2 separate regions of the Homo sapiens genome follow, and region 1 is linked to region 2. Evidence: chromatin loops called from intact Hi-C (ENCODE). Cell type or tissue: breast epithelium. All regions are shown on one strand. Each heading gives the region's core, and the rest is flanking DNA. Links, peaks and the distances in the headings are about the cores only.

The links. A loop is a pair of places that touch in the nucleus more often than their neighbours do. Peaks named below come from ENCODE experiments on the same cell type or tissue, not always from the same donor. Only the 100,000 strongest peaks of a DNase experiment are listed, where the experiment ranks them.
Region 1: it touches region 2 in a loop (10-fold over the local background); 1 of 110 quality-filtered maps calls a loop at or near these places.

What each region holds. Positions count from the first base shown.
Region 1 is chr5:80,721,664-80,729,663 of GRCh38, forward strand. MSH3 (mutS homolog 3) reads left to right here. Exons shown (of 24, transcript NM_002439.5): 9 at 3,790-3,902; 10 at 7,188-7,302. Among named protein-coding and RNA genes, the nearest start is that of DHFR, 71 kb to the left of the region's middle. In breast epithelium, for the core only: no CTCF peak of the experiment used is centred there; no DNase peak of the experiment used is centred there.
Region 2 is chr5:79,945,939-79,963,526 of GRCh38, forward strand. All of the region lies in intron 2 of LINC01455 (long intergenic non-protein coding RNA 1455), which reads left to right. All of the region lies in intron 2 of LOC105379048 (a long non-coding RNA gene), which reads left to right. Among named protein-coding and RNA genes, the nearest start is that of LINC01455, 18 kb to the left of the region's middle. In breast epithelium, for the core only: no CTCF peak of the experiment used is centred there; a DNase peak (open chromatin) is centred at 10,577.

The DNA of each region.
Region 1 (8,000 bases), core at 1-8,000, 770 kb after region 2:
TGTTATCTGTGGGTTTTAGTTTGGTTATTAAAGTCTCTTTTTATGGCAGGATTTAGGGAGACTGAAAAACTATGCTTGAATCTAACAAAAAACAACAATTATTTCAATAAAATATTATATCAAGGAAAATAGCAAAAAATTACAAATGTGTGTTACATTGATAAAATGATACATTTATTTCTACTTTTCATAATATTGAGGGAGGGAGTGTTCTGCTTTTGTGACGAGGTATAGCCATTTGTGTTTCTGTGTTTTCTGTATCTTTTACATATGTCTACCACATTACTGTCTGTTGTCTTAGATTGTAAACTAAGAAACAGTGATTGTTGTGTGGCATATGCCCATGAGAATTTGTTTAACTGTTTTTGTGAAGAAAAAAAATATATAAACTATAGATTTTCTGTCATAAATCCTTCTTTCTGAATTTTAACCTAATTGTAAAGCAAAATAGGTAATAAAGTTTCACTATTGTTTATTTATTACAAGGCATTGTAATTGAACTTTTAAATCAACTCATACGATCTCCTTGCTCAGGAAGGAAAATCATAAAAATAGAAAAAAGCTTGCTTTATTTTGGTGCTGGGGATGGTTTCAAGTCTTTTTTCAGTTTTATGTAGAGACCAAGAAAGTGTTCTGCATAGGGAGCCAAAGAAAAAAATATTGAGAAACTTTCTAAAGTATCTTAACTCAGTTGTTTATAGTATAGCTTTACTTTACAGATAACTTTTGATGTTCTTAGATCATTAGATATACCTACATCAATATACATAAGATAAGCTTCCAAAGGAAATACTCTTTGCTTTGGGAATACTCTTTCCTATCATCTACTAATTTTCATTATAGCAGCAGTCTTTTATTTGTATAGGTCAGTGGTTCTTTAACTTTAATGTGCAGTAGAGTCCCCTGATGCTGGGCCGGGCCCCACCCAACACCTGTTCCTGTTTCAGATAAAGACCAGAGAGAGGTATGTGTACGTATCTAAGAGTGAGCACAACCAAAGCTGTATAAAACCTTCATGGAGGAAATTACAGAACATTACTGTTGGATATAATAGACATGAATAGAAGAATATACCAGCTTTGATAATGTGATACCTCTATTTAAGATGTTATTTCTCTCTAAATTAATTCATTACATATCAAATTAAAATACCAATAAGGGCTGGGCGCAATGGCTCACGCCCATAATCCCAGCACTTTGGGAGGCCGAGGTGGGCAGATCGCTTGAGTCCAGGAGTTTGACACCAGCCTGGGCAACATGGCGAAACCCTGTATCTACTAAAAATACAAAAAAATTAGCTGGGCGTGGTAATGCCTATCTGTAGTCCTAGCTACTTGGGGCTGATGAAGGAGGATTGCTTCAGCCTGGGAGGTCGATGATGCTGCAATGAGCCCTGGTCCAGCCTAGGCGACGGAGTGAAACTCTGTCTAAAAATAAATAAATAAATAAATAAATAAATAAATAAATAAAGTAATCCCAGTAAGTTTCTTGTGAAGACCGAAGGTAAGTGAACCTAAAATTCACAAAGAAAATCAAAGGGCCAGGAGTAGCCAAGACAATCTTGAAGAGCAAGGTAGGGACCTTGCCACTTTAGATATAGATGCCAAGCCCTAGAAATTAAGAGACTGTGGTCGTGATACAGAGATAGACAAAAAGACCAGTGGAACAGCATGGAGAATCCAAAAACATATATAGAAATGCAATATGCAGTGAAAGTAACATTATAAATCATCAGGGACGTATGGAATGCTAATTGCTGCTTTGATCATTAATTATATGGAAAATGAAATTGTATTTATAACTTCACACTATCCACAAAGATAAATTCTGGTGAATAAATTCAGAAAGCAGATCTTAAATTTATTAGAAAATATAAGAAATAATAAAATACTTAGCTGCTGTTAAAATGTAAAAAGCACATGTATCTTCATGTATAAATCTTAGAAATAGTGTAACATTGAGGATAAAATCAATTTGTATGGTTATGATAAAGTACCACTCATACAAAATGAAAAGCATGAAATGATACAGTTTTTTATAAAACATGAAAACATGCATGGTAATATACATCACATTCAAGATAATGTTTGCTTCTTTTATTAATTTTTTTTTTTAATTTGAGACGATGTTTCACTCTTGCTCAGGCTGGAGTGCAGTGGTGTGATCACAGCTCATTGCAGCCTTGACTCCCTGGGCTCAAGTGATCCTCCCACCTCAGCCTTCCAAGTAGCTGGGACTACAGGCATGTGCTACCGTGCCTGGCTAATTTTTGTATTTTTTGTAGAGAGAGCCATGTTGCCCAGGCTGGTCTTAAACTCCTGAGCTCAGGCAGTCCTCCTGCCTCGGCCTCCCAAAGTGCTGGGATTACAGGCATTAAGCCACCGTGCCCGGCCAGCGTTTCCTTCTGGAAATCGTAGAGGGATGTGATTAGTGAGGGATATGTGCAGGCTACAACTGTAACTAAAGTTTTATATTTTTAAATAAAAATGTTTTAAAGCAACATGTGACAAAACATTAACACCAAATGAATATCAAACAACAAAGAAATAGTTGAAGAAATTGTGGCATCTATATACTATGAAATATTTTTCAGCCATTAAAAAGAAGGAGTTGTAGCTAGGTCATTTTTATGGAGGGACTTTCAAGAATTATTAAGTGAAGAGAACAAGACACAGAAATATGTTTATAAAATCATCTCAGTTTTATAATGTAGTAATATATAATGAGCATATATTATATATGCTTGTGTATGACCAAAATATGAACATGAAAAAATATGGAAAGATTCATTCTAGGCTGTTAACATGAGAGATAACAGTCATGGGAGTGAGATGATAAAGAAAGAAGAGAAGGAGGACAGAATAGGGAGTCAAAAAACATAGAAAAAGAAAATGCATTACCCAGCATGCATGCTATGATTTTGTTTATGTACTTAGGCAAATTTTTATACATATTTTTAGGAGGACTGTAGAATCACTTTAAAGAGTGAGAGTTAACCTAATTTACTATATTTGACTGGAGACTGTGATAGAAACAGATTTAGCAGAAAGTCCCTCAAAGAAAGAGTTACTCAGTGCTGTATTCTGTTGCTAGATTATTTAAACAAATAACGTAATCAAATCAAAATGATGCTTTTCAGTTTTTCTCTCTTCATATTTAGTAACATAATGGACCCTAATTTCAATGAGTTTTTCTTTTTAAATAATGATAGATATAAAATACTCACAATGTGCTAGGTGATATAAAATAGCAGTTAATAAAAAGTACTTGGCCAGGCGCAGTGGCTCACGCCTGTAATCCCAGCACTTTGGGAGGCCGAGGTGGGCGGATCACAATGTCAGGAGATCGAGACCATCCTGGCTAACACGGTGAAACCCCCTCTCTACTAAAAATACAAAAAATTAGCTGGGCGTGATGGCGGGCACCTGTAGCTTCAGCTACTCGGGAGGCTGAGGCAGGAGAATGATGTGAACCCAGGAGGTGGAGCTTGCAGTGAGCTGAGATTGCTGCCACTGCACTCCAGCCTGGGCAACAGAGCGAGACTCCATCTCAAAAAAAAAAAAAAAAAAAGATAATAAAAAAATTAAAAAGTACTCATTTTAATATTTTATGAAATAGAGCATTTTGGCAGAGAAACTTTAGCTCTTTCTTTCTCTCTCTTTCTTCAACTTGGGAAAGAATAAGGAATAAATCTTTATCTTTTTTTTTTCCTCTTCTGGCCAAGACCTAAATACCAGCATTTCATGATAATGGATAAGTTATCTTTGAAATTTTCCTTTTTTCTTTCAGTGTGCAGGATGACAGAATTCGAGTCGAAAGGATGGATAACATTTATTTTGAATACAGCCATGCTTTCCAGGCAGTTACAGAGTTTTATGCAAAAGATACAGTTGACATCAAAGGTAAATATTTTCCCTGTATGTCCTCAAGTTGAACTGATTTGAAATTTGGATAAAGGTATTAGTATGATTCTCAATTTAATGATGACTAGGTAGTTATTATAAATATGTGGGAGAAGAAGAGCTCACTGTTGTTGTGCTCATCAGAAACACTATTGTACTGCAGTCCCAGCTACTGGTTAGACTGAGGTAGGGGAGGATCGCCTGAGCCCAGGAGTTCGAGGCAGCAATGAGCTATTATCATGCCATTGCAGTCCAGCCGGGGCAACAAAGCGAGATCCTGTCTGTTAAAAAACAAAAAGAACCATTGCAGCCTCTTTTGAAATTATGACCAGCTAGTAAGTTGATGGTTTTGACATATTCATCAGAGTGGAAGGAGTTTTGACCATCTTTCCTTTTTGCTTATCTTTAAAGATGGCTCATTAGTATCTTTGTATTTTATAGACTGTTTGGATGATAAATATTCTGATGAAGACTAGCATTTTGAAAGGTTGGTTGCCAAAATTAAAACACCAGAATCTAGTGACAGGTCGAAATATTTTAGGTAATCATTATTTGTCTAATTCACATGTCCACAATCAGGCATTAATGTTTACTTTCATTTGTACCTCACATTCCTGCCAGTCCAGCTTATGTTAGGGTCCATTTTGTGGATGGTGAGGTGAATAGACATTTTCCCTCTTGGCATAAACTTGGCTTCACTCTAATCTTCATCCTACTCCATATGGAGGAAATTTATCTCTGTCACATGCTAGAGAGTGTTCATCATCAGCTCCCCATCACTGCTCCATTTAAGCATCAGTGTCTAGTTAGCATTTCCTTGCATCTAGGCATCAGTGTCTTGTTAGCATGTCTCTTTAATTTCATGATGCCTTGGTCAAATAAAGTGTCTGAGCGTGTATCCCACTTCTTTTTATTTTTTTCTGTAAGGTCTCACTCTGTCACCCAGGCCGGAGTACAGTGGTGCAATCTTAGCCCACTGCAACCTCTGTCTCTTGGACTCAAGCAGTCCTCCCACGTCAGCCTCCCAAGTAGCTGAGACTACAGGCGTGCGCCACCACACCCAGCTAATTTTTGTATTTTTTTTGTAGAGGTGGGGTTTTGCCATGTTGCCTAGGCTGGTCTTGAACTCCTGGGCTCAAACGATCCTCCCACCTCAGTCTGCCAAAGTTGCTGGGATTACAGGCATGAGCCACTGCGCCCAGCCAAGTGTATCCCACTTCTAACACCAGTGTTCAGTATTACCGAGAGGTCATCTTATGTTCAACTAAAGACCTGATAAATCTTAAGACTACCATGACCTATCCGTGGTACCAGATTTACTTAAAAGATATGGGCCAGAAAACACACCTTACAAGCAGAGCATGTGTTGCTCTTAGTGGGATAGTCCTCACAGCAGACTTTGTGGCAGTGCCCGGGAGAGTGTATGAAGGAAGGAGACTCACATCAAGTGAGCGTAAGCGCCACCCTGGCTTAGAAGCTCCAGGCCCTTGAGGAGCCTGTATTTCTTGCTGCAGTCTCTACAAAAGACACGCCAGTTGACAAAAGTCAACGCACTAAGGGAAGGCCAAAACTCTGTAGTCAGGTATTTATAATTCTTCTCAGTCCAGATGTAATTTACTGATATTTGGTCATTTTTACCACAGGCAGTGCTACTTCTAACACATTGATACACCATCTTTGTCATGTTTTCTGGGGAAGAAAGCTAGAAAGTTAAAAGAAAATCAATTTCTCAGTGGAACGGAAAGGTGTTGTTAGCACTTCATTTACACTCTGGTTTTATAAACACCTATAGTTAAAATTAATAAGATATTTTACTGATTTGTAGAGAACATCTTGTAATATATGTTTTTTTACTTCTAAAAGTAATTAATGCTTATTGCAAGAAAGTCAAACAGTGTAGTCGTATATAAGGAAAAAAGTAAAGTGCCTGCCCTCAAACTTGTCCTCTGCCCTTGCAGCTTATATGTCGGAGGGGTTATCATTAACAATTTGGCATATATCCTTGTGTAAAACTCCACACATACACACATAAACATACACATATAGTTCTCTGTATTTGTTTAACATAACTGGGATTTATTCGTTCAGCTAATTTTTTGAATGCCTATTATATGCCAGGCATTGGGCATACAATAAGGAATAAAACAGACAAAAATTCCTGCTCTTTTGGAGTTTACATTCTAATGGTGAGAGATGTACAATAAAGTAAACTAGTGTGTTAGAAGGTGATAAGTGCTATGAAAAAAATAAGGCAGGGGAGTGGGTTGAACTTTTAAATAGGATGGTAAAGGAAGGCCTCACTGAGAAACAGCACTTGAACGAAGATTTGAATAGAGACTGAAGGAGTTAAGGAAAAGAGCCATATAGACATATGAAGGAACAGTATTTCAAGCAGAGACAACAGTAAGTACAAAATATCTTAAGTAGGAGAGTGCTTGGCATGTTTAAGGAATAGCAAGTAGTCTGTGTGCTGGAACAGAGTAACTGATGGGGAGAACATTAGGTGAGCTCAGAAATAAAGAGGAGATGGCAGGCAGTATAGGGTCACTTTAAGGGCTTTGACCTCTACTCTTAATGAGTTGGGGGATGTTGGAGGACTTTTGAGCAAAATAGTCTAATGATCTGATATACATTTTAAAAAGAATTCCTCTGGCTGCTCTGTTAAGAATACCCTGTAGGGTGCAAGGATGAAGCAGTGAGACCAGATGGAAAGCTGTTGCAGTGTTTGTGGTGAGACATGAAATTGATCAGACAACTTTTTTCCCTCACTTAGCAACATGTTATAGATGGCCTTCCATATCAGTGCAGATAATTGGAAGTCATTCCATTTAGTTGGTACATAATAACCAGGATTTACCCAACTTTATTTAAGTACTACGCTGTTAATGTTTATTTAGGTGGTCTCTAGTTTTTTTTTAATACTCCAAAAGATGTTTTAAGTCACCTTCTGGTACACACATCCTTGACATGCAGTTTGGAGTATTTCTAGACAAAGGGGATGGGCATTTTACATTTTGAAAAAACAACCTGTTCTTCAAAAAAGGTTCATTCCACCATCAGAAAAATGCCCTTTTTTTCCATGCCCTGGGTATTAGTAATGATTTACATTTTTCCAAAGGTCAATTTTAGGAGATATTGTCCAAATTATTATTTTGGTAACCATTAAGTTTTACTTAAAATTTGTGTTTAATAATGCTAACAAGTTAATGGTTCTGTTTATTACATTTTTTAATTTGATTAATTTAAAAGAATTTTTATAACAAGTTAATATATTCTGTTTTCTAGGTTCTCAAATTATTTCTGGCATTGTTAACTTAGAGAAGCCTGTGATTTGCTCTTTGGCTGCCATCATAAAATACCTCAAAGAATTCAACTTGGAAAAGATGCTCTCCAAACCTGAGTAAGTGATTCCTCCAAAATTAAAAAAAGGGGGAGCTTATATTATGAACATTTCTTAAATTGAATTTGGTAGTACTATACTTAGAGAAGCTTGCCTGCTATTGATAGAATACTAGGGTGCAAGGATGAGCTGTTTGGTATTGTTGCTGAAGAATATTAAAAATATATTGGCTGGGCACGGTGGCTCATGCCTGTAATCCCAGCACTTTGGGAGGCCGAGGCGGGCAGATCATGAGGTCAGGAGATCGAGACCATCCTGGCTAACATGGTGAAACCCCGTCTCTACTAAAAATACAAAAAATTAGCCGGGCGTGGTGGTGGGCGCCTGTAGTCCCAGCTACTAGGGAGGCTGAGACAGGAGAATGGCGTGAACCCAGGGAGGTGGAGCCTGCAGTCAGCCCAGATCCCACCACTGCACTCCAGCCTGGGCGACAGCGAGACTCCGTCCCAAAAAAAAAAAAAAAAATGTGTGTGTGTGTGTGTGTGTGTGTGTGTGTATATATATATATATATATAAAGAATTCTGTCAAATAAATTGTATTCATGATAGCTATTTGATATATTATAGTTTTGACTACAAAACTGTGCTTTATACTAACTGGACCCAGAAATAGTATTAAAAAGCATTCATAAAAATTTACCACCTTTCTTATTCTTGGTTTCAGTTCTTATTTCATAGACCATGAAGTTAGAGATAAA
Region 2 (17,588 bases), core at 5,775-13,774:
AATAAATTTGGCTCCATTAAAACACACACATACACACACACACACACACACACACACACACACTTCTGTACCAGAAAATACATTATTCACAAAGTTAAAAAACAAGGCAAAGCCTGCGGGAAAATTTTAGCAATGCATATAAATGACTATGGATTATTACCTAGAACATAAGGTAATGGCTCCTAAACCTCCCCTCCAAAAAAAGAAAAATCAAGAAAAATATGAATAGGCAATTTACATATGAGAAAATACAAATAAACTTAAGAAACCATGCTGAGTCTCACTGATATTCATGGAAAAAATTAAAACAATAATATGTATACCCATCAGATTGGCAATAATTTAAACATTTGATACTATTTTGATATGGCCAGGGTGTGAGGAAACGGGTATGCTCACACAATCCCAGTGGAAATGTATGTTAGTATAGCCACTTTGGAGACCAATCTGGTAGTGTCTAAAACAAAATTAAAAATTTTGCATAGCACCTGACCCAGCAGTTTCACTTGTCAGTAACTATTCCCAAAATATACTCATCCTTATCCACAAGGAGGCATGCCCAAGATGTTCACAGCTTGTAACAATAAAAGACAGGAAACAATCAAGATATCCAACAACAGGGAATTACTGAATATGCTTTAGAATACTGTGCCACATTAAAAAGAAAAAGACACTGAATGGATAGGTCTTCAAGATACATTATTGAGCAAAGAAGGAAGATTGCAGAGCCTGAAAATATGACACTATTAATGAAAACAGAAAAGAAAGCAAAAGTAAACACTATATAGTATCTATGAGTGCATATGAGTAAGTGCATAACAAAAATATCTGGAAAGAAACACACCAACCGGTAATAGTGATTTAACTCTGGGAAGGAAGAGAGAAGACTAGGGGTGATTTTACTTTTCCAAGGAGAATTTATTCACGTTGTCACTGGAGTGTTTGGACATAAATTATTCAAGAATACTAAAATCAGTTATAAAAATTATAAAGAGATTGACACAAGAATATGGGCTGGTTGTGGTCCGAGGGCGTTGCTGAGCTTGATGAGAGGGAAGAATACCAGCGTGGGTCATCAGGAGTGCTCTGCAGAGGGGTGGGACCTGAGGCCCAGGGGGGTCACTGAGGGAATGAAGGAACAGGAGGGGGAGTGAGCTACCTTAAACAGGATGTATTTGGAAAACACAAAAGGGTCCTGCCTCGCTGGGCTTTCCTAAAAATGACTGTATAATTTTTCTGATTGTTAAATAATCCATGCTTATTGTCCAAAAATTCAGTTGACACAGAAAAATGTAAAAAAGAATTAAATATCCCTCAGCAAGCCACCTCCTAGAGAGAATCGCCATAGACATTTAGGTGTATACACTTTCCATGACTGCTCAAGCACTGCCCATCAGCTAATGCCTGTCTCTGCACAGCCCTACGAACCGAATGACCAGCCCCAGGGCTCAACCAAGTCAGGGTGCAAGCAAAGCCTGTCTTCAACTGTATCCCTAATTAGGCTCCAGCCAGGAAGAAGCTGCCTGAGAATTCACAGGATTAGGGATGAAGGTGAAAATCTATCTTCTAGACAAGAATAAATGTCATTTCTTTTTTCATAAAGAGGAAGAAATATTTATTCCTCAAAACTACATTTTACCCCCATTAAAACGTCCAGTTCATATTGCCAGTCAGCAAAAGGCCAATCTTCAGCACTGTCTCCTGGAGGGGAAGAGGACAGCTTTATGGTGACTCAGGGGATGGGCTGAACCTCCTGGACTTGTTCTCAAAGTTATCCCAAGCTTCTTTGCCAATAGTCCAAAAGCAGCTGAATTTGAAATGCTTGGATGGAAAAGTGCTTTTCCTCATTCCCATTGATAACTACTGAGCCTTTTCTGGCCAGATGCTTGTCAACAAGAGATAAACGTGTGCAGTAGTTTAGGAGGGAGGGGGGGCAGTTGCTGAGATGTCCAGAATTGAGGCAGGCTCTGGAGCTGCTTGACAAGCCTACGTTTAGGGCAGACACCTCTCTCTCCTCCTTAGAAGGACAGAAGACCATTTGATGGTCATGGACCTGAGTCACGGTGCTCAGATAGAGCTCCATTTCTGAAGCCTGCACAATTGAGGACCATGTAAGGAGTTGGCTATAGTTTTCATCATGTGGTCAAAAGACAACTGAGACCTTACAACAATGAATGTCTGCAACCATAAATAATTCCAAGCCCAGCCAAAGGCCTACTTATTTCCAACAAGAATTGGTTTTGCATAATGCCCTAGCAAGGGAAGAATTGGTGCTGGTCACTGGAGTTGGCTTAAGGACACTTAAGGGACATGTCTAGGACAGTGGCCTACCCAGTCTCCTCAGGACTTCACTGCATGTGCACTCAAGATTAGCAAAGATGTGCTGGGTGCAGTGACTCACCCCTGTAATCCCAGCCCCTTGGGAGGCCAAGACAGGAGGATCACTGAGGCCAGGAGTTTGACACCAGCCTGGTCAACATAGCAAGACCTCATCTCTACAAAATATTTAAAAAATTAGCTGGGCTGGGCACAGTGGCTCCTGCCTGTAATCCCAGCACTTTGGGAGGCCGAGGTAGGTGGATCACTTGAGGCCAGGATATCAAGACCAGCCTGGCCAATATGGTGAAACCCTATCTCTACTAACCATACAAAAACTAGCTGGGCATGGTAGTGCATGCCTGTAATCCCAGCTACTCAGGTGGCTGAGACAACAAGAATTGATTGAACCTGGGAGGTGGAGGTTCAAGCTGCAGTGAGCCAAGATAGCGTCACTGCATGCCAGGTTCTAACTTTCCTAGGTTCTAACTCAGCACGGGTGGAGAAGATAGTGCCTTTTGTAGGAGCCCCATGTCCCTGCTGCTTTCCATCAAACACAGCCACAATGACTGAGGTCTGACAGTATGGACAGGATGATGCCAGATTCTGGGGACACCAGGATGAATGAGACAGCATCCTCTACCTCAAGGAGCTTCTAATCTAGTGGCCCAGATAGAAATGAATGGCATGGACATTAATACAGATGAAATGACATAAGGCCATTGTAACTAAAGACCAGAAAAACAGCAAGATGGAAAAGGCTTATAGGAAGTCTACCAGTCTACAAAAGACGTTTGCATAAATAGATGGACTTAGCAGAGTTAATGTAGGTGTATGATTAGCAGTATGGGGCTCTTGTGCTCAGCCAGCCAAGCTGTCACTTGGTTTATTATGGGGTTTATTCACTGTTTCCACAGCATTAACCCCACCTCCTGGCTTCTTTCTACTTCTTTCCTCTGGACCAAGTTTCAAGTCCCATCTATTGGGTTCTCTCTTCTCATCCTGACTGATCCTAGACATGTCCAAAGACATCCTTGGGTGTTGGGTCAAGATGTAGTGTCTCTTCACCAAGTTGAATGATGTGTTGGGTGAAGATGTGCATAAGAATTATTGGCCGGGTGCGGTGGCTCACGCCTGTAATCCCAGCACTTTGGGAGGCCGAGGTGGCGGATCACGAGGTCAAGAGATCCAGACCATCCTGGCTAACATGGTGAAACCCCATCTCTACTAAAAATACAAAAATTAGCTGGGCGTGGTGACGCGGGACTGTAGTCCCAGCTACACGGGAGGCTGAAGCAGGAGAATTGCTTGAACCCGGGAGACGGAGGTTGCAGTGATCTGAGATCGTGCCACCACACTCCAGCCTGGTGACAGAGTGAGACTCCATCTCAAAAAAAAAAAAAAAAAAAAAAAAGAATTATTGATTGAGGGTAAAGAAGATCTACCCCTTACCTGATGAAGAGAACCTGCAGGATCCCTTTTCACTATGGTGACATCCCATGGTAGCTTCACATTTGGCCTCTGCTGGTGAGTAGAGGGGTCAGGGTGGGTGCATTGAAGTTCTTCAGTCCTATCCTTGCTCCCCTTCTTCTTAGCTACACTGGGAGTCACTACCCTGCTACCTGTTTCCTCCACCATATTTCCTAATTTAGGCCTTAGCTTGAGTCTGTTCCCAGGTTTGAGCAGCCCTGAATAGTCTCTGTCTTTTGAATCCCTCAGAAACAGTGTTGGGTGGGACTCAGGTTATGATGTTGCCCTGCCTAACCTTGGAATTGTAGGCCTGGATCAATGGCATGTGGTGATTAAAATGACCCTCTGCATGTCCTCAGCTGTGCCTGGCACCAGAGCCCTCATTTCAGTCCTGGGCTTGAAGCTTCTTTGGAAGCCCACAAAGACTCTTCCCTTCAGAACTGTGAATAATTCTTGATTTCATGCTTGTCCTCAAAAGAACTCAGCTCCCAATTGTCAATGTGTCATAGGCTCCAATTTTAGTTATTTTGTTAAAACTTTTTTTTCCCAAGAATTTGAAGACTTTTTCTGGGGGATCCTCCCCCAGAGTCCTCTGAAAATATTAGCTCCTTGGCCCCTTTCCCCATCAAGCTTCGTATAGGCTGTCAGATGCAGGGACTCCATGGAAAGTTTTTGGAATGACCTCTAATTCTCTGACCTTGGAAGAAAAAAGATCCAGCGAGCAATTTCACAATGCCTCCGCGGAGACTGCAGCCCTTGATTCAAGGAAGGTGCCCTCAGTAGAGACGAGAAAGATCCCCCCAGAATCCCTCAAGCTGTGGCCATTCCTCCTCTAGCCCCTCTCCTGTTCACCCCTCACTACCCACCACCCTTCCACCCAACTGGAGAGAGGGAAGGGTCTATGGTCCACAATTATGAGGTTCCATCCATGGCCCACGGCCCACTGCATGCTAGAGGTTACTGGACTTTAGTGCTCCATAGAAACCTCCAACTCAAAAAGCACTTTGGCCAGTCAGCATACGTTTTATCTTCCTGGGGTTGCAACACCCAGTTTTCTTAGGGAACCACCTTTCTTCCCATTATGCGTGGCTGGGAAAAAAATGTCAACCAGTGAGCCCTTATCTACCTTCCCCAAGGGGTGGCATGTGATGCGGGCTAGACCAGTTAGATTGGGAATGTTAATGAGGAAAATGAGGAGTGGGGAGGCAATGGGAGCTCATTCCTTCCAGAGGGGCCCACCACTGTCCCCCAACAGACCACTGATGATAAATCCTGTCAACTGGACCCTGATGCTGTCCTGGTTCTGGTCCTTTTTCAAACCCAGTTTTCCAGTCTTCCCTTCAATTCTGTGAAGTACTAAATATTATAGGAATCTATCATTGATCTCTTGTTTTTGGTTTTGTTTTGTTTTTTTTTTTTTTTTTGGCTTAAGTTTATAAATGTCCATTTTTGTTGCTTGCAACCAATGCATTTTTTCTTCTCTTTTTTTTTTTTTTTTTTTTTTGAGATGGGGTCTCAGTCTGTCACCCAGGCTGGAGTGCAATGGCACTATCTGGGCTCACTGCAATCTCTGCCTCCCGTATTCAAGCGATTCACCTGCCTCAGCCTCCTGAGTAATTGCGACTACAGGCATATGTCACCACACCTGGCTAATTTTTGTGTTTTTAGTAGAGCTGGGGTTTCACCATGTTGGTCAGGCTGGTCTCGAACTCCTGACCTCATGATCCGCCCACCTCACCCTCCCAAAGTGCTGGGATTACAGGTGTGAGCCACTGTGCCTGGCCAACCAAAGCATTTTAACAAAGGATTTCTCTGATTCCACCCTTTCACTCCATGAGAAAACTGGAGGGCCAGATTAGGTCTTGCCTAGAATCACACAGCAGAAGAGAACAAAGCTAGAAAGAGCTCAACCCACCCAGTCTCTCTGTCTCTCTGGGGGTCTTCCTGCTTCACCAGGCTGCTCGTGTGTCTTTGGCAGTCAAGGCAAGGTTCAGACAGAGGAGCTCTGCCCCACCGTCACTGGGTGATGGTGGCCTCATAGCTCTGGAAGTTTGTCTCTTCATCTCAAGTGCTGAAAGCTAAGGAGAATCTTCAGTGTCTCTGAGGTAATCCATTTTCTTCCTGCTGCTCTTTGAACCTGGGTTGCTAAGCGCTTCTTGAGAAAATAGCTCTGCACCAGACTCTGAGGGAAGATGTGAGGGGTCATGGCACAGGGGAAAATGCTGCCTTATTGCCTAGAGACACAGAGACAAACCTGGGCTTCCACCTCTGCCATTGATTGCTGTGTGGAAGTCCAGCCGCCATGATGGCTGGCCCCTCCCAGGAGCGAGGCCTTCAGGGTGATGGTGACACCTCACTCCTCTTACCTCTACGGGTCCTCATTTGTGTCCCCACCTCTCCATTTCCAGAGCCATCCTCTGAGCAGAGGCATGCACCATTTGTCACCTGGACATGTTTCAACAGCCTTCTCCCAGGCCTCCCTGCCTCCCATTCTTTCTTATTCCTTCCACACTCCCATGTTGGCAGGTGATTGGCAGGGCTGATCACACTGCACTCCCCAACCTCTCCAGCAATTAGAGGCTTCCCATGTCTGTGGAAGGAAGTCAAAGCTCGAAAGGTAAACAGAGCCTTCTTAACCCCTTCCATCTGGCCTTAATTTCCATTCTGTGATGCTGCTCTCTCTCTCTCTCTCTCTCTCTCTCTCTCTCTCTGTCTCTCTCCACCCCTCCAGCTCTGCTTTCTGTCCTCCCTCAGCATACCATGTCCTTTTCACCCAGGCTGTGCTTAGCTCAACCCCCTCAGGATTCCCTGGGTTGAACCCTTTCCTTATCTCCTCCTTTAGAGAGTCTTTCCTGTCTCATGAGTTGAGTCCACACTTCTTGCTTAAAGAATCTTCTGATCCCATCCTCCTCCTCCCATGTGTGTGGTCTCTCCCCTGGTGCTCCCCACAGTACTTTGCTAATGCTTGCATTTGTGCTAGTGTTCCCATTCTACTTTGCACGGTCATCAGTTGTTGGCATAAACTCTCTTTCAGGGGGTCGTAAGTACCTTGAAGACACAAACAAAAGATCTGTATCATCCCTGTGTCCCACCTGTAGTGTCTGGCATTTAATGCTCCATAAAACCGTGTTGAATTTTTCCATTCAACAAATATTTGTCAAATAGTGAGCAGTAGACATATCAACCTAGATTGAGTGCTAGCTCCCACCATTCTCTTCTCCCCCAAATAGATGTTTCTCATTTTCCACCAACAAACCCTGATTCTCCTCTACCCACCAGCTTCCTTCTGCCCTATAGACTTACTCATTGCCTGCTCTCAACTTAAATCGTAACATTTTGTCACATTTGTGTCAGATGTTTTAAAGAAATAAAACATTATAGGTATAATTATTGCCCTCTGGGATGCCTTCTTGATCTCCTTCTTTTCTCTTCCTCCCAGAGATAACTACTCTTCTGAATTCAATATTTATTTACATATTGTACATATATTATCTTACACATGGTCAAGCCTATTGAACCAGAATCTTGAAGAGGACTGATGCTGAAACTGCCTCTGCAAAATTATAACTGAGGAAATATTGGCAGTGAAAGAAATCAGTCCTAACCAACTCCATCTTGCTTCTAACCTTCAAGCTGTCCTTCTTCATTCCTGTGCATAGGCCGAACTAACTTTGGGGAGAAATTCAGTTCATGGTTTGGCTCTGAAACAAAGCTGATAATAGCCCTATCCTGAAAAGACGCCCTTCTTGCCTGGGGACCAGTCTGCCTTTGCAGGACTAACAAATTAGCTACAAGATTAGAAATTACAATTTAGGGGTCATGCAGCAATCTGGCTCCAAGAGTTTGAACCTCCCCAAATTGCTCCTGGGGATAACATCACTATTGTAAAGCCTAAGATCAGTGCTTGAGAAATTTTGCAGACCCGGTACTCGATGGATCAGCTGACACCAACCAGATCGGTAATCTGGCCCAATCAGTGCTGCCATAGCACCTAGGAACAGAAGACATTAAGAAAACCTAACTTCGACCCCCTAACCTGAACAATCAGCTCTTCCTAAGCCCCTATCCACCAAATTATCTTTAAAAACTCTGATCCCTGAATGCTTGGGAAGACTGATTTGAGTAATAATAAAATTCCGGTCTCCTACACAGCCGGCTCTGTGTGAATTACTCTTTCTCCATTGCAATTCACCTGTCTTGATAAATCAGCTCTATGTAGGCAGCGGGCAAGGTGAACCCATTGGGCAGTTACAGTGCTTCGGCAAATAAATAAAATGTGGGTGTTTACAACTGTGGTGTAGCAAGAAATCCCTGTATGACAATACATTGGCCCCCAGTCAGTGTATGAAAGCCAGTGGGCCCACAGGTAAGAGATCCTACTGTCAGGGATTTCTTCACTCCATGAGGGCTGTTGAGACCACAGAGCTTCGGGCATGCGTCCCTGAGGAGCAAGGGAGGTCCGAGCAAGATGACTCCCCACTCTCACCTCCACACGGGTCCAGCAGTAAACCAATGTGGGAGTCATCCCAGCCAGCCCTCCAGAGCCAGCCTGGACCAGTCTTTGTAGTGTGGTCTAGCTCATTGTGTATCCTTAATCTCAATATAGTGGATTAAGTTTGCATATTTTCAAATTTTATATAAACAGTGTGCTATTATTGTATGTATCACTCTGCAGCTTGCTTTTTTTTTTTTTGCTCAACTTTGTTTTGAAAGCTTATAACCATGTTAAATCTTAAAAAAGTATTCCAGTGTATGTATATAGAAAAATTTGTAGCATATTTTCCTAGTGAAAATTGCCCACTTTTTAAATTCTGACAAACAATCCTGCAGGGAATGTACTTGTGTGTGTCTCTCTGTTGGTATGTCTGGGTGTTTCTCTCTTCTCACTTTATGCTCTATGACAATCTGCTGGGTGTATGAAGTGCTATCTTCTTGTGGATGTAAGTTATGTCGTTTTATCACTAGAAAGAGTTGGACCATTGAGGCAGGGGACAGCAAACTTTTTCTGTAAAGGGCCAGATGGTAAATATTTTAGACCATACAGCCTCTGTCGCAATACTTGACCCTGCCCTAGCACCAGAGAAAGAAGCCACAGACAATACGTAAGCTAATGGGCATGTTCCAATAAAGTATTATTTACCCAAATAGGCAGCCAACCAGCAGGCTATGGTTGTCCAGCCCTGTTCAAGATGAGCTATCTGAAAAACAAACAATAGAAAAATAGGCAAGATCTTAACAAGCAACATGAAGAAGGTAATGCCCAAATGGCCAGTACATATACAAACAGTTCAGCCTCCCTAGTCATCAGGGAGTTCGTGATCAATTTCCTTCCTAACACAGCCCCAGAGAGCCTTCAGGTACCTCTCCTAGAGTGTCAAGAGGCATCTGTGTAAAGGAGACCAACGATCAGAGCATCCTGAAGCAGCTCTCCCCGCCTGGAATGAGGGGGACAGGCCCTGCCTCTTCTCTATTTACACCAAAAGTGTCCTGGACCCTCCTTGGCACCCTGAGATGCACGTAAAAAATGCATCCCCTGCCGTTGAACAAGTGGAGGGGGCAAGGACAGCATCTGGTGAAGTCGTTGATAAGAGACAGAGATCATTTCCAGACTATCCTTCTTGAAGGTTAAATTCTTTCTTTGTGAAGGGAGAATAGGACAATGGGATCACAGAGCAGAGGCAAAGAGATTTCCAGAGGCCTTTTTGCTTGGTCAGTTGAAATACGTTTCCTCTGAACACTGCTGATAGCATACATTTTCAATGACTCCAGCTTAAGGAGAGTTTACCATTTGAAAACCATCCCACAACCTTGAAGTGTGATCAGAAGGGAAACTAATAGCTGCAGAGTTTGCAAAACATTCCGTCTTCCCTGGATTAAGTTTGCAACCTGGGAAAACACAAGGAACAGATGGTTCGTGATCTGCATTTAACAACCTGAGAGGAGCTGAATTTCTGCCCATGACAAACTAATGGAGGAAGCCTGTGCACTGCCCCACTGGGTGGCTAGGAGGGCCCTGATTATGTGGGTCCTAAAGTCAGGGAGGACCCCAAGAATCGGGGCTTTACAATTTTAAATACAAGGTTATCTCGCCAGTTGGACAAAACTAGTCCTGCTCTATCCAGGATGAAGGTTTCATTACTGCAAATGTCAAACAATTCTTAGCTGGGTGACATGGCAGATGCCGGGGGCCACATCTGACTTAAGATTTGCACATAGGCCACTCTTTTCCCCCAGGGAACCCCAAACCATATGCCATTCCAGAAATCACCACTGTGAGACGATCCTCTAATCCTCACCCCCTCCCCATACTGCAAACTGAGCACGGGAACAAACTGCCTGAAAAACATCCATCTGCTGACTCCACAGCAAAGGCCTCAGGGAGATGAACCAGCCAGGGCTTCAGTTCTCTGTGTTACTTAAATCTGATTCCCTAATTAGTTACTCTAGTCAAAATTCCCTGATACACAACATTTACTGTATGACATCATTTCAATTCACTGCAAAAGGCAATAGAAGGATATGCATGCTGTAGCCCTGACAACTTCTTCTAAATAAATGTCTTCCTCGGGAACTGTTTTCCTTAAACCATTTGACCCAAGTCATGCCTAAGATCTCATCAGAATGTAGGAATAAAAGGTGTCAAAGCACTAGTACTAACTTGGATTACACAGGCTTTTATCCATTCCTGACTTGCCCCAAATTAGTGTCCCACAACCGGTACTGACATTCCCCAGAGGTGACTCACTCATGCTCCCAAACAAGTCCTTTTCTACTCCTGGCATGACTACCATGCCTGCCAGGCACCCACCGTCTCTCACTGGGTAGCATCTCAGCCATGGCCCCACTCTGCCAGGGGTGCACAGTCATACACATCCCGCCAGGCCCCATGGGCATAGTGGTTCCCTGCTGACTCTTCAGGGGATACACATGCCCAGACACACCCAGCCTGGGCCCTTCACAGTACTGAGCAGTGATTAGCCCATTCCCTGACTCTGTGTCTCACTCTACTTCTTGTACTAAAGTAACGCCACTTGCACGCTCACGTCTCACTGACCCTTTCATAAAAACATCTCCTTCGGCACGTAAGATATGGCTGACACCATAGGGTCACCACTGTACAGCCCCTTTTCCATTCTCTCTCTCCCGCATCCCACATCAGCTCTCCAACCTGCCCAGGGGCCACCATCAGAAGCCCTCCTGCAAACTACCTCATACAAAGTGATGCCCCCCAGGGCTGCATCCCAGCTCAAGATGCACCCACATTTGCCAGAACATCTACTTGAGCTCAAGGTGAAATACTCATGTCACTTATGGAAATTGAACCAGCAAAAGCTCACTAAACTGAAACAAAAGGTTGTCTGAACTACTAAAGCCTAAATCTCATAATTTTAAAGAAATATATTCACTCATGTATTCACCAGCAAAACATTATTGTGCATTTGCTGCCAGGAGGACAGATGCATAGCAAAGCACGTCTTCACTCTCACGCTCCTGTGGCCAACACTGCTAGTCAATCAGTGACTTTCCCACTGAGTCTAGGTCAGACAGGGTCTTTCTCAAGATAGCATTCCAGGCAACTACTACCTAATCATAGGAATTGGCCTGTGAAATACAACCAATTTGCTACTCCTAATCAACCACACATTGATGATATTAGATCCTGGAGATATCAAGATGAGTAAAAATATGAGGCCAACTTTGAGCAACAGCTGGGTAGCCAGACACATGGCATCTAACAATCGATACAGAGTTTGAGGGAGAGGGACTTTGGTAGCCAGGGGAGGCTTCACTGAGGAAGGAATAGCCACACACACAAAAACAATAAACTAGCACAGTGGAAAGGAGGAAGTAGGGCAGTCCAGGCAGACAGCAGCATGATCAAAAGCAAGCGGACATGAATGTCTATGGTGTGTTGGGGAAAGTCTCGGGGAGACAGATTGTGGCACCAGAAGGGGAGGTGGGAAATGCAGGCTGGATCCAAACTTTGAAGGGCCTAAGGAGGGAGAATATCAATCAGAAGACGACGAGGAGACAATTGGATGTTCCTGAAAAGGGTAGTGATCAGATCAGAGCTGAGTCTTAAAAAATTATTTCTATTATCATAATGGATAGTAGATTATAAAGACATGTAACTGGAGCCAGGAGACCCAATCAGGAAGCTAAGTTGATAGGCTAGGGCTTCAGTTAATATGTATCGAATGAATGAATGAATGAATGAATGAATGAATGAGGGAGGCAGGGGGTGAGCCAGCAGGGATCCAGCCCCCAGCCCTACTCCAACTAAAGCAGCTCTCTTTTATTTATAATCTGGAGTTTCTTATAGATTTTCTTTGAAGAAAGTATTCTGTAATTTTTTAAAAAGAAGTCTGAAAACCATGCTTTGACCGGGAGAGAGGAGGGCCTGGCTGAAGGCAGCACCCATGAGAGAACCGGGACTGAAGGTGTTTACAAGAGATTTCCAGGAGCACACAAAGGAGGTGGTGACTAACAGAAGGCGAACATGGGCTCGTTTTATTTCTTTTATTTTTTACTCTCAAGACCAGAATAACACAAACAAGAGTGCTAAATAAAATCTACCCAAATCTGTCTCAAAAACATTTGCATTTTTTAATGCAAATTTATAGTTAAGCATTATTTTAAAGATCATATTGTTAAGTAGATTGAACATTTCCTTGTAAATTGGTTGTTAGTTTTGATTTGCTTGGTTGACCCCCACAACCTCTACCCATACCTCAGGAGATAGTAGTTCCCAACAGAATTATTAGTCTCTACCTGAAATAGCCTATATATCTTATTAGAACCAATTAATAAACTCTAAGAGGGGTATTCTCGGCTCACCCAGAATTTGTCTTCTAAATCATTAGAGAAAGTTAACAATTCCAATCACTTCCTCTTTTGGGACATTTAATTCATAAGTGAGCCATATGCTTCCATACACCAATGCTAAAAAGACGAGTGTCACAGAATGAATGTTTGTGTCCCCCCCAAATTCCTATGTTGAAATCCTAACCCCCAGTGCAATGGTATTAGCAAGTTGAACCTTTGGGAGTTAATTAGGTCGTGAGGGTGGAGTCCTCATGAATGGGATTAGTGCTCTCACAAAAGGGATCCCTGAGAGATCCCTCTGCTCTTCACCATGTGAGGATACAAAGACAGCCTCTGTCAACCAAGAAGTGGGTCCTCACCAGACACCAGATCTGCCAACACGTTGCTCTTGGACTTCCCAGCCTCCAACACTGTGAGAAATAAATTTCTGTTGTTTAAGCCACCCAGTCTGTGGTATTCTGTTACAGCAGCCTGAACTAAAACAACTAGGGACATCCAATTCCCATCCGCTTCCTCAGTTCCCTTTCACCCCTTACAAAGCCCCAAGGAATGAACACTACAGCAAATTCCTTTCCCCCACTCATCAGAGAAATGGGCAGGTGTTGAGCAGTGGTTCTCAGAACTGGCATTCTCAAAATTTTGGAATGCAGTTCTGTGGACCAGCCATATAGGTTTGCCACTATGTTATTTTTTCCAAGAAAGAATACCAAGAAAACAAATAGCATTTACTACAATCTTTTCCAAAAAGACAATTCAGCACTGTTAAAGTGAACTAAATATGGCCTGAGAAGGACTCCATACTTCTATATTTGAATCCTCGTGGACGAACTGCAACCTAGCTTAGTAGGTAGACAAGATTGAAAACCTAACTCAAGAGTATGGGCCTGTAACCATAGCTAAGCGTTGGCCAATCCCAGCAGCCATACTTCAACCATTTATACACTGCTGAGTGTTCAAACTGTATTCAAATAAGGCAAACGCTGAGCTGTAACCAATGCAGTCATTCTGTACCTCACTTCCGATTTCTGGACGTCATTTCCCCTTTTTTGTCTATAAATCTTCCAACACGCAGCTGTGCTGGAGTCTCTGTGAATCCGCCGTGATTTTGGGGGCTGCCCGATTCATGAATCATTCATTGCTCAATTAAACTTCTTTACATTTAATTCAGCTGAAGTTTTTATTTTATCAACACCAGAAAGTGAGAAAAGTATCTCCAGAATCAAGGGTGGTTCTTTAAATGGAATACACTTTGCTTTATGAAAAACTTTCTGAACTAGACTTACATGTTGTATTTCACTTTAGACCAGTGAGACCATTTCCAGTGACAAGTGCAATCCAAGGGCTGGGTTTAGAGGCAGCAGAGTAGATCATTAGCAAGGTCCCAGAGTTCCCACTCATTCCCCTGATTCCAAGACCCTGGAATCCAGAAAACTGCAAGGGAAACTGTGACCACTTGAGGAATAAGCTTTGTTGCTGCCATCTGAGTGCCTTCGGGGCCTGGAATTTGTCTTTTTTTGAATGAAAGAGTTACAAATGGTGGTTTGTTGCAATTGGGATATCAGAAATAGTCAGGTACTTCAGGCAAAGTTGTATGTTAAATAAGCTTCTCTAAACTGACCTTGGAATTTGAACCACCATTTATACCATCATTTCTGCATGGAAGTGTAATGTAATTTCCAAGAAAATGACTTGGAGATGAATTGTGAGCTCAGTCTGATCAGAAGTTGGAGGCAGCCTAGATTCCTTTGGCCTCCTGGTCCCTTTGGCCTCAACGTGCATTGTTATCCTCATTCCTAATCCCCAGATGCAAATATTGATTGATGTTTAAATGGCAACTTTTCATTAATGAGCTTAGAGCACTTTGTGAAAATGTGTGCTCTTGCCACCTCTGGGACATCTGCCTAAGTTGTGGTAAGGGTTCTGGCTAGGAGTTAAGAGCCCTGGTTCTAGTTCTGAAGCTGCCATACATTAGCTTAAAGCCTTTGTGCAAGAGAGAGGAGAAGAGCTATACCTTTGAGGTCCTTGCATTGCCATTGTCTATGATTTATGATTTTATGGTGAGTAGATCACAGACAGTGACAGGATCTTTCCATAGCTCCCTTTTCTGGTCAAAATGCAGCAAGAATAGTCCAACCACTTTACTAGGATGTCTTTATTTTTATGGCTTTTCCACCAAATGTATTGCTTTCCTTAGCTGGCCTGGGTTTTGGGGACAGATATTTGGCTATTATGTCCACAAATGCCCTTGACAACAGGCAACGGAGGAGGTAGGAGCCAGAAGCTTTGTAAGTTTCATAACTTACAGTTCCTGCTGGGATTTTGATTTGATGAACCTGTGTCACCTTAATAAATTATGAAGGCTTCTCTTTTCCTTGAATCTTTCCTTGTGTCTTTGTTCCAAAACAGGCCAAAGAATGTGCTCTAGAAATTGGCCATCTCCCTGTTTTGAAGGTGAAAGATTGCTGGGTGTCACCCCCAAAAGGAGACCTCTCTATTATATGTTTCTGTGGTTCCAAGCTCACTGTGAGCTGTGCCTTTGACTTGGCAAAGGAATTCATCGTTTGAAAAGCTATTTCTAGCCCAGCACAGCTGTTCACTGCTTAAGTTCAGCAAATGCCACCATTTTTGCAGACTGTCCTAATACCCCCAGAGAAATTATGGCAACCTAAGTGTGTGACTTTGGTGAGTGAACAAAGAATGACCACTTGTCCAAGGTCTCGCAGAAGTCATCCATTGTACATTTGATTATATTCTCTCCTCTCTTATCTGGTGCAATGTAGGCTCTTAAAAGCAAAACTCAAAAGAGGTTTTTTGCACTACGTTCCTTCCCTGATCTTTGTGAAATCAAGGAATCAGATGATAATAGTGATAAACTAATAACAGCAACAGCAATTCTGATTTCTTTGATGCTTCTTATGTGGCAGGTAATATACTAGATACTTTATAAAAATTATCATGCTCATTTACAGATGAGAGAAAAGAGGCATAGCAAGATCGTGCAATTTGCCAAAGAAACTTCTTAACTAGGAAATGTCAGATGTGGAATTTAAACCTGGGTTCACCTTGGTAGAAGGCTCATCGTATTCCACTATGGCATGTGGATTAAAATACGGATGTGGAGATATGGATGTGGATGGGGAGCTCTGTAACTGCCCTGGCTCCGTTTAGCTTACAGATCTTTGTTAAGGTTCTTTAGCAGTTTGCCCCTAATTCTGCTAAAATAAGATCCGCCTCTCTAGCCCGTTCCCCACCTACACAATGACAGAACTTCTTCCCTCAGCCTTTCTTCTGTATCTCTGGGAATACCCCAGTGGCAGTGGCAGGAGGTTGCAGCACACATAACTCATGCCACTGCTTGCCCTTCCCTAGCCCGCTCTGCTGGCCTCCTGATCACCTAGATGATGCTGTCTGGAGCTCCCGCTCCAGAGCGCCTGTCAATCTGATAAAGCTCTGGGATGGCGCTACACTGCCTGTGACCTCTAGTTGACCTTGGGCCATCTCTCCTCCCTTCTCCAGCTACTTACAAGCCCTTGATGTCCCTGCTCATCCCAGGTCTCTCTCTGGCTGGAGGGGAAAGAACTCAACCTTCTGTACCCTGCCCTTTTGTGTGTTTCATTTTGTGTGTGGATGGTGGAGGTGGGAAGGTGCAGGCCGGCAGCGGCCTTCCTTGGGCCCACTCTGGGGTTACAGTTTGTTCTGTTTCTCCCTATACTCCTCCCATCCAGTGCATGTAAGCCCCGGGGGTGCTGGATCAGAATGGTTCACATGGTGGAGTGCTGTGCTCAGATGTGTGGCTCTTTTTTTGGTCCTGCTACTGAATGACTCTCCAGGGCTCCTTCTCCTTTCTCAGTTAAAGGGAAGTTTCTCTCCCAGGGCTCCATGGTGGACATGTCTGTATATGAAAACCCACAGACTCCAGGAACCACAGAATCAGGAAGTGTGGCTCAAGGGAGCAAGGTGGCATTTCCTCACAGACACTGGGTGTCCAAATTCCAGGGGTAGTCAGGGGAGGTGTATGTGTGTGGAGTGCTGGCTGGATAATATTTCGAGCTAGCTAGCTATTGTGATTTTATCCATTTTATCCCTGCTTTTTCTCTTGCCCTCCTGCACCGGCCCCTACCCGCCACCTCCCATTCAAGCAGATAATAGCTGACTCTGTGCTCAGGCCTCACAGGAGGTTTGCAGCAAGGCACAAAGCAAAGACTTTGCTTCTAAGCTTTGGAAACAAAAGCCTAAGCCCTCAGCAGAAGAGGATTCGATGGAAAACAAAAACAAAAACAAAAAACAAAAGACAGATTGTCCTGAAGAAACATGGAAGGAAAGAAGCAATTTCCCCAAACTAGAAAGAAATCCCATTTGGTTAACAGGAGGTGAATGCAGAGGTGACAGAGAGACAGATGGGGCTCCAGGAGCACAGAACCAAGCACTGCTTCCTGGGAGAGTGATGTCAGCATGACTCAAAGGCGGCCTCAGCAGAGATGCTTGGGGACCCGGGAGCCACAGCACAGAGTGACTAGACCTGAGGGGTCAGGACAGCCAGGCAAGGGCAAGGCTGTCTCAGGGATCTGTAGACAGAGAAGCGAGGACCAGGTGGGCCTCACCCCAGAGGCCTTGGCACTGCGTGAGCTCCAGAAACTCTGGCGTTAATAACCACGGGCGAGGGACTCCTGGGAAAACTGAGGTTATGCATTTTTTTGTTTATTTTTTATTTTTTCTGCCAGCCAGAAGAAATAAGAGCTTGGCATTATAAATTAAGTTGTTACAGAAAACAAAAGAAAACTCGTCAACCTTGTGTTTGTGGACTGGGATTCACGCCCTCTGCCACCTGCCCTCGTACCCCTCGTGTTCACCCAGAAGGAGATAAGAGAGCCTGTGCTCGTACTCTATCCTGGGCATTTGGCTAGACGCAGGCCTTCTGTCCTGGACCCAGGAATAGGTAGCATTGACCACGAATGCTTCGTATTACACTTTCTTTT